Regions from separate parts of the Homo sapiens genome. Here region 2 is linked to region 1. The links are chromatin loops, found by intact Hi-C in ENCODE. Cell type or tissue: dorsolateral prefrontal cortex. All regions are shown on one strand. Links, peaks and the distances in the headings refer to the core of each region. The heading gives the core; the rest is flanking DNA.

The links. Peaks named below come from ENCODE experiments on the same cell type or tissue, not always from the same donor. Only the 100,000 strongest peaks of a DNase experiment are listed, where the experiment ranks them.
Region 2: it touches region 1 in a loop (3-fold over the local background); 11 of 110 quality-filtered maps call a loop at or near these places.

The regions. Positions count from the first base shown.
Region 1 is chr16:19,003,619-19,008,005 of GRCh38, reverse strand. All of the region lies in intron 1 of TMC7 (transmembrane channel like 7), which reads right to left. Among named protein-coding and RNA genes, the nearest start is that of TMC7, 22 kb to the right of the region's middle. In dorsolateral prefrontal cortex, for the core only: no CTCF peak of the experiment used is centred there; a DNase peak (open chromatin) is centred at 2,075; H3K27ac peaks cover 4,000 bases.
Region 2 is chr16:19,070,625-19,075,011 of GRCh38, reverse strand. COQ7 (coenzyme Q7, hydroxylase) reads right to left here. Exons shown (of 6, transcript NM_016138.5): 2 at 2,906-3,084; 3 at 977-1,091. Among named protein-coding and RNA genes, the nearest start is that of COQ7-DT, 5.1 kb to the right of the region's middle. In dorsolateral prefrontal cortex, for the core only: a CTCF peak has its summit at 2,572; a DNase peak (open chromatin) is centred at 2,581; H3K27ac peaks cover 1,365 bases.

The DNA of each region.
Region 1 (4,387 bases), core at 74-4,073:
AGTTACTTAACCTTTCTAAGACTCAGTTTCCTCATCTCAAATACTCATTCAACAACTCTATCTACCATATGTCATATCTGGAACTAAGGGAACTGCAGTGAACAAGGCAAGTGCCCTACTCACGCGGCAGTTATATTCTGAGATGAGGGAGAGGGATATCAAATAATAAACAGGCAGTAAATATTATGCCAGGAAGTGATAAGTGTAATGAAAAAAAAAAAAAAGAACAGAGTGGTGTCAGGGGACAGAGGTGATATGAGAGGGGTAAACTGTTTTTGATAAGGTGGGGTCAGGTATTGTCTCTCTTTATTTTATTTATTTATTTTTTTTTTTTTTGAGACGGAGTCTCGCTCTGTCACCCAGGCTGGAGTGCAGTGGCACGTGATCTCGGTCTCTCTTTAAAGGTGACATTTAGCTAAGGCTGAATGAAGGGAAGGGGTGAGACCCCTGGATATTTGGGGAAAAGCACCCCAGGCAGAGGGAACCCATAAGTGGAAAGGCCCAGCGGCAGAAGAGTGTGTGACAGGTTGGAGGAAGAGTTAATGAGCAAGAACCTGGTGGGCGGTTTCGTTGGTGGCCTCCAATGAGCCACACTGGCCTGGCCCTCTGCGTGGTCCCCTCCTTGAATCTGCACAGGACCTGTGCTTGCTTTAACCAAAGGACTCAATGGAAGTAATGCTCTGCCATTTCCAGCCCAAAGTCATAAGAGGGCCTTGCAGTAGCCACTTCTGTGTTCTCGGGCCAGGGTTACCTGGTAGGAAGTCCAACTGCCTAGGACAATGAGGTGGAGAGGAAGAGCCCCTAAGCCTACAAAAAGAACCAACAACCTGGGTGACTGCAAGAACCAAGGCCCCAGGCTCGTGTCTTCAAACCCCTGGGACAGCCAGGCACGGTGGCTCACACCTGTAATCCCAGCATTTTGGGAGGCCGAGGCAGGCGGATCACCTGAGGTGGGGAGTTCAAGACCAGCCTGGCCAACATGGTGAAATCCCATCTCTACTAAAAATACAAAAAAAAAAAAACTAGCTGCACGTGGTGGCACGCGCCTATAATCCCAGCTACTCAGGAGGCTGAGGTAGAAGAATAGCTTGAACCTGGGAGGCAGAGGTTGCAGTGAGCCGAAATTGGACCACTACACTCCAGCCTAAGCGACAGAGCAAGACTTTGTCTCAAAAAAGCAAAACAAAAGAAAACAAAAAAAACCCCTGGGGCATCCTCACCAGGCATCGCCATGATGAGGCCATCTTGGGTGCTCCAGCGCCAGCAGACATCCCAGGCAGCAGTGCAAGCGGGCTCCCCCGTGCCCTGCATCGTCCCTGATGCACAGAATCAGCAGAAATAACAACATGGCTTAAGCCAGCACATTTGGAGCAGTGTGTTGAGCAACAATAGGTATTTAGGACAGGGAGAATGGAAACGTTAAAGTCAGAGGGGTGGCTGGGGTCGAACCAAGTCAGGCTTTGTAGACTGTGGCAGGACCTTGGGATGTTGTGCTTTGACTGCATTTTAAAAGGTCACCCTGGGCCGGGCACGGTGGCTCACGCCTGTAATTCCAGCACTTTGGGAGGCCAAGGCAAGGGGATCACCTGAGGTTGGGAGTCCAAGACCAGCCTGACCAACATGGAGAAACGCTGTCTCTACTAAAAATACAAAATTAGCTGGGCACGCTAGCGCGTGCCTGTAATCCCAGCTATTTAGGATCGCTTGAACCCAGGAGGCGGAGGTTGCAGTGAGCCGAGATCGTGCCATTGCACTCCAGCCTGGGCAACAAGAGCGAAACTCCGTCCAAAAAAAAAAAAAAAGGTCACCCTGGAGGCTGCAAGGGCAAGGCTGGGGTCAGGACTTGCTACACAGCCTGTTTATGAACATTAAAGGGGATCACATGGGTAGAAGGTCCCAGGCAGTGCTCGGCACACACAGAGCTCCATAAAGGCACCAACCGGATGAGGATGGGCAGGGGCAGGGCCAGGTGGGGACCGGTCAAGGCCTGGCTCTGACACTGTAATCTTTGCCTTTCTCGGATAGGCAAGTTCAGACACAATGGAGCAGCTGTCCCACTGTAGATGACACATGGACACGTGGCTGGGGCCCTGCCAATCACCATGTGCAAGTCTACGAGCCTCACCCACCCTTCTACCTCCCTGCCTGGCACACCCTGAGGATATGACACACTTCCATTAGTGGCAGTGGCTCCCTAGAGCCAATATGAGGGTAGGGTGGGTGTGGTCCCTGAAAAGGAAAAGGGTCTAAGCCCTGCATGGAGGCTACCCTCCTGCAAGCAGAAACAAAGAGCTATTATTAGCCACAAACAAAGGTCTTTGAATATAGAACAGCATGGACCTACTGAATATTCAACAGCTGTGGGGTCAGGGGCCCCAGGCTGGAGCCTGGGTTGGTTTAAAATACTGGCCTGTCACCCACCAGCCAAGCCACCCCAGGAGAGACCACAGCTGCCTCAGAGTCACATTTTTCTCATCTCGGGAATGGAGGATCTAATACCATGGGCCTCATCAGCATGATGGTGAGGAAGGAGTTGCAAACAACATGAACAACACTGGCTAAGATTTATTGAGTACTTGCCTACCTTGTACCAGGCCATTTAAAGTATTTAACATGCGGGCCAGGCGTGGTGGCTCACGCCTGTAATCCCAGCACTTTGGGAGGCCGAGGCGAGTGGATCACGAGGTCAGGAGATCAAGACCATCCTGCTAACATGGTGAAACCCCATCTCTACTAAAAATACAAAAAAATAGCCGGGCATGGTGGCGGGTGCCTGTAGTCCCAGCTAACTTGGGAGGCTGAAGCAGAAGAATGGCGTGAACCCAGGAGGCAGAGCTTGTGGTGAGCCAAGATTTTGCCATTGCACTCCAGCCTGGGCGACAGAGCGAGACTCCGTCTCAGAAAATAAATAAATAAATAAATAAATAAATAAATAAATAAATAAATAAAATAAAGTATTTAACATGCATCGTCACACTTAATACTCCGAACTACTCTTTAGAGAGAATTATCCCCATTGTGCTGGTGTGGTCTCAGCTACTTTGGGAGGCTAAAGCAGGAGGATTGCTTGAGCCCAGGAATTCAAGACCAGCTTGGTCAACATAACAAGACTCCAATTCCAAGAAAAAAAAAACCCAAAAGACAAACAAAAGAATTATCTCCATGTTACAGATTAATAACTGAGGCTCAGACAATTAGTAAGTGTTGCTTGCTCACACAGTAAGTGTTGGAACTAGGAACCCATCACAGGTTTATCAGACCCCAAAGCTGTAGTCTTCACCATGAAAAAATTCAGGGGGCCATGGATTTAAAAGTGTTTGTAAATGTTAAAATACCGTATAAGCTGGGCACGGTGGCTCACGCCTGTAATCCCAGCACTTTGGGAGGCTGAGGCAGGTGGATCACTTGAGGTCATGAGTTCAAGACCAGCCTGGCCAACATGGTGAAACCCCGTCTCTATTAAAACTAGAAAAATCAGCCAGGCATGGTGGCAAGTGCCTGTAATCCCAGCTACTCAGGAGGCTGAGGCAGGAGAATTGCTTGAAGCCAGGAGGCGGAGGTTGCAGTGAGCCGAGATCACGCCACTGCACTCCAACCTGGGCAACAGAGCAAGACTCCATCCCAAAAAATATATACAAATAAATAAATAAAAATAAAAATAAAATTCCATACAAATCAACTAGGTAATTATCCTGTTTTTCATACACCACCTACCCCCTCCTAGGAAGAACTGTTCTGATTTTTCCTCTTTAGACACTCCAGGGAAGTTCCTCAACTTCAAACAAAAAATGTCACGACCATGTCTTTGAACACAGGCATCATTATTTTTATAACTAGGATCCACCCCCTCGTTTGCATATAACACACACTTTTCCCAGCATGACGTCACCTCATTTCTCACGCCAACCTGCAGAGGTAAGCACAGAGGGCTTCACTTGCCCTGGTATTTTTTTTTTTTTTTTTAAATTTATTTTTTTATTGATAATTCTTGGGTGTTTCTCACAGAGGGGGATTTGGCAGGGTCATGGGACAATAGTGGAGGGAAGGTCAGCAGATAAACAAGTGAACAAAGGTCTCTGGTTTTCCTAGGCAGAGGACCCTGCGGCCTTCCGCAGTGTTTGTGTCCCTGATTACTTGAGATTAGGGATTGGTGATGACTCTTAACGAGCATGCTGCCTTCAAGCATCTGTTTAACAAAGCACATCTTGCACCGCCCTTAATCCATTTAACCCTGAGTGGACACAGCACATGTTTCAGAGAGCACAGGGTTGGGGGTAAGGTCACAGATCAACAGGATCCCAAGGCAGAGGAATTTTTCTTAGTGCAGAACAAAATGAAAAGTCTCCCATGTCTTCTACTTTCTACACAGACACAGCAACCATCCGAT
Region 2 (4,387 bases), core at 355-4,354, 67 kb before region 1:
CTTTGATCTTTTATACCATTTATTCTTCTCCGTTTTTTAAAAGAGTGAACAGATCTCAGGTTGAGAATCGTTGTCAGGGAACAGTATTTGGCTGCAACTGAATTCTACTAGCTTTTTTTCTCTGTTGTTTATTTTTACTGTATTTTCTATTTATAATACTGACATTAGGCCAGGTGCAGTGCCTCACGCCTGTAATCCTAGCACTTCGGGGAGGCCAGAGAGGGAAGATGGCTTGAGGCCAGCAGTTTGAGACCAGCCTAGGTAACATAACGAGACCCCATCTCTACAAAAAAAATAGAGCTGTGCGTGGTGGCATGCGCCAGTAGTCCAAGATACTCAGGCTCAGAGGCTTAGGTGGGAGGATCACTTGAACCCAAGAGTTTGAGGTTTCAGTGAGCTACGACTATACCACTGTACTCCAGCCTGGGCAACAGAGTGAGACCCTGGCTCTGGTTTGTTTTTTTTTGTTTTGTTTTGGTTTTTTTTTGAGACAGAGTGTCGCTCTGTCACCCACGCTGGAGTGCAGTGGGCCAATCTTGGCTCACTGCAACCTCCAGCTCCCAGGTTCAAGCGATTCTCTGGCCTCAGCCTCCCAAGTAGCTGGGATTACAGGCACGCACCACCATGCCCGGCTAATTTTTGTATTTTTAATAGAGTCGGGGGTTTCACCATGTTGTTCAGGCTGGTCTCGAACTCCTGACCTCATGATCTGCCCGCCTCGGCCTCCCAAAGTGCTGGGATTACAGGTGTGAGCCATCACGCCCGGCCTTTTTTTTTAAAGTACTGACATTAAGATTCTATCTTAAATAAATTTAACCACACACAAAAAAAGGCAGTCAATTTAACCTCGGAAAAATATGAAGTAAACAGAATGAGGTCATAAGAGGACACAGCAAGAATTGTGAACATGATACCTGAAGGATTTAATCATCCTAGATCCCCAAGCTTGCATAAGCTCTTCTAGAGAGACACGTACCCAGTGCAAACCCCAGCACGTTCCACAAGGGCATCAGAACTGTTGGCCGGACCCTGAACGTAACCATCAACTCATTGAACTTTTTCAAATGGTCCTTTTCTTGATCCCACATTTTCTGCAAGAAACATAAAAATAAAGACATGCAAGCATTCCATAGAGGCCTCCCACTCATCCAAGCGGCATACAGGGAGCAAAGCAGAAACGGAGAAAATGATGGAACTGCTGTCTCCCCCATTCCCCTCAAAACGTCAATGGAAACAGTAAAACATCAGACTAAAGGAATCTGTGACAAAGAGAAGAGAGCACCAAGAATACAAAACAGTCTATTATCTCAATTCCAGTTAAGACTGCCATGAGCCATGGTTGCAGCAGAAGTCTCTCAGGCCCACAATGTGCCCAGTAAATGACAAGGGTCTACACACATAAGAAATGACATGTTTAACCCATTTCAAAATCAGGAAGGCAGAACATTGGCTGTTGTGTAATTTCCTTCCAGATTACTAGAATAGCATCATCTTGTTGTTGTTGTGGTTTGTTTGTTTCCAGACAGGGTCTCACTCTGTCACCCAGACTGTAGTGCAGTAGCAAGCTCATGGCTCACCGCAGCCTCAACCTCCAGGATCAAGCGATCCTCCCACCTCGGCCTCTCAAATTAGCTGGGATTACAGTCACATGCCACTACACCTGGCTAATTTTGTGGTGTGTGTGCGGTTTTTTTTGTTTTTTTGAGACGGAGTCTCACTCTGTTGCCCAGGCTGGAGTGCAGTGGTGCGATCTCAGCTCCCTGCAACCTCTGCCTCCCAGGTTCAAGTGATTCTCTTGCCTCAGCCTCCCAAGCAGCTGGGACTACAGGCATGCACCACCATGCCTGGCTGATTTGTTTTGTATTTTTAGTAGAGACAGGGTTTTGCCTTGTTGGCCAGGCTGATCTCAAACTCCTAACCTCAGGTGATCCACCCGCCACAGCTTCCCAAAGTGCTGGGATTACAGGTGTGAGCCATTGCACCCAGCTAATTTTTGTATTTTTCGTAGAGACGGAGTCTCATCACATTGCCCAAGCTGGTCTCAAACTCCTGGGCTCAAGCGATCCATTGGCCTCGGCCTCCCAAAGTGCTGGGATTACAGGCGTGAGCCACCACACCCGGCCCTGAATATTATTTACATCAGAGGAAAAAGGGAGAATGCTAGCTGCAGCTAACACTTAGATGGCACGTCCTAAGTGCCAGGGGCCATCAAATAGCTTCATGCAAGCAATTCATTCAATCCACACAATCCCTGTGAAGGACACACTATGACTGCGCCAGTATACACAACAAACTGAAGCACAGAGAGGCTAAGTAGCTTGCCCAAGGGTTCAGGGCAGGCCATTTAACTTGTACTAACTTGACCTTTATGGGCCAGACCCGGTTCCTTACCCAAACCCAGGCCATTATGAGGCCATTTTGCAGATACGGAAATGGAAACCCAGAGAAGTCCTGTGCCATCCTCAAGGTCGCACAGGTAGGAGGTGGGAGAGAGCCAAAATGTGAACCAGGTCTGTGTAACTACAAATTTCAGGTCCTCCCATAGCCTCTTGGGATACAATACCTCTCTGGCACGGTAGGGGGCAGGGCTGCAACATTTCAGCACAGTTGACTGCTGTGCTGAGCGATTCTTAACCTTTTTTCATTACTGCCTGCCCCCGCCATGGAGTACTGATACCAAAGATATACCGCATACCTGTCTATGTACTAGATGTCTCTCTGTGCTTTATCCATAAAAAGAACAATATGCTTTTTGCTCCCCATCTCCACCAAGAACCAACCTTCGCTCTCCTGGAGACAATGGCATCTCCCTAGGGAACGCTTGACCTCCCATGATTCATTACTTGAAGTCCTTTGGATCTGCCCATTCAGTAGACCAGGGTGAGGGAGATGAAGAAGCACCCACCTGAATGACTGGCCCGACGCTGGTCCGACCCAGGACAGCCATCTGCCCGGCATAGATGCGGTTTGCTCCATATTCGCCTGCATGATCCACCCGGATTATTCGATCCACAGCTGCCCGACTGATATTGTCTAAAGTCATTCCTGAACTGCGAAATCTGACACTGGTTCTTCTTCCATAAGCTGAAATGCAAGTGTTTATTCTTCGTTATGATCAGGTAAAATCCAGATGTTCCTTTTACAGACAGCAGAAAGGGCACTTTGGGATGGAGGTCACAAATCAGTTCCCCATGGGCCAGGCGTGCCCATAAACGGACTCTGTTTAACCTACAGTGTTAAAACAGAGGATTTTACCTAAAGATCTGGATTTCTGGTTTCACTTTAAGTGTATGAAGATCTGGAAATGCTGAGCCTACCTTCTTACCAGGCAGTTAACATGGCAACCGCTTCTAGATGAGCATGGTTCTCCAGTTCACCAACCCTCTGGCCCACTTCGCCCCAGCCCAGGCTGTACAGGAGAGGCCCATACAGAGCTTTCAAAAACACCGTGCTCTTCCCCAGTCAATCTCTGGGAGGGGGCTCTCTGAACTGATATTGTTTAGAAGCTCTGTGCATAAGTCTTCTCTTCAGCCAAGGCTGAGAACCACAGACTAAGTTCTCTTAAAATCCACACCTGTCCGGGCGCGGTGGCTCATGCCTGTAATCCTAACACTTTGGGAAGCCAAGGAGAATGGATCACCTGAGGTCAGGAGTTTGAGACCAGCCTCGCCAACATGGTGAAACCCCATCTCTACCAAAAATACAAAATTTAGCTGGGTGTGTTGGCGTGTGCCTTTAATCCCACCTCCTCGGGAGGCTGAGGCAGGAGAATAGCTTGAAACCGGGAGGCAGAGATTGCCGTGAGCCAAGATCGTGCCACTGCACTCCAGCCTGGGCAACAGAGTGAGACTCTGTCTAAAAACAAAAACAAACAAACAAACAAAAACAGAAAAAAAAATTAAAAACCCCACACCGTTGGGCATTCGATTTTGAGACTAGCCTTGGAGCCTAGATTTCACTTCATTATGCTCCAAAATCAATTCAAATGAACTCTCATCTTCAAAATGTAAATTCTTCATGACAGATTATATTTTATCTTTAAAAATAAATCTCCTAACCTTAACACCTTAATTATATTCTCTGAGCCTTATATTAGAGTAACTCAAAAGGTTTTTTTCCCTGCCAGAGAGGAGTTTTGCAGCATTCTTAGGTGTGTAAGGTGTATTCACCTCATTTTGCAGATACGGAAAATAGTGACCTAAGGGTCATTTAGTTTGTAATGGTAGCTTCGATCTGCACTGGTATCACTTTTTTTTTTTTTTGAGACAGACTCTGACTGTATCGCCCAGGCTGGAGACAGAGGTGCGATCTTGGCTCACCGCAAACTCCACCTTTCAGACTCAGGCAATTCTCCTTTTTCAGCCTCTAGAGCAGCTAGGACTCCAGA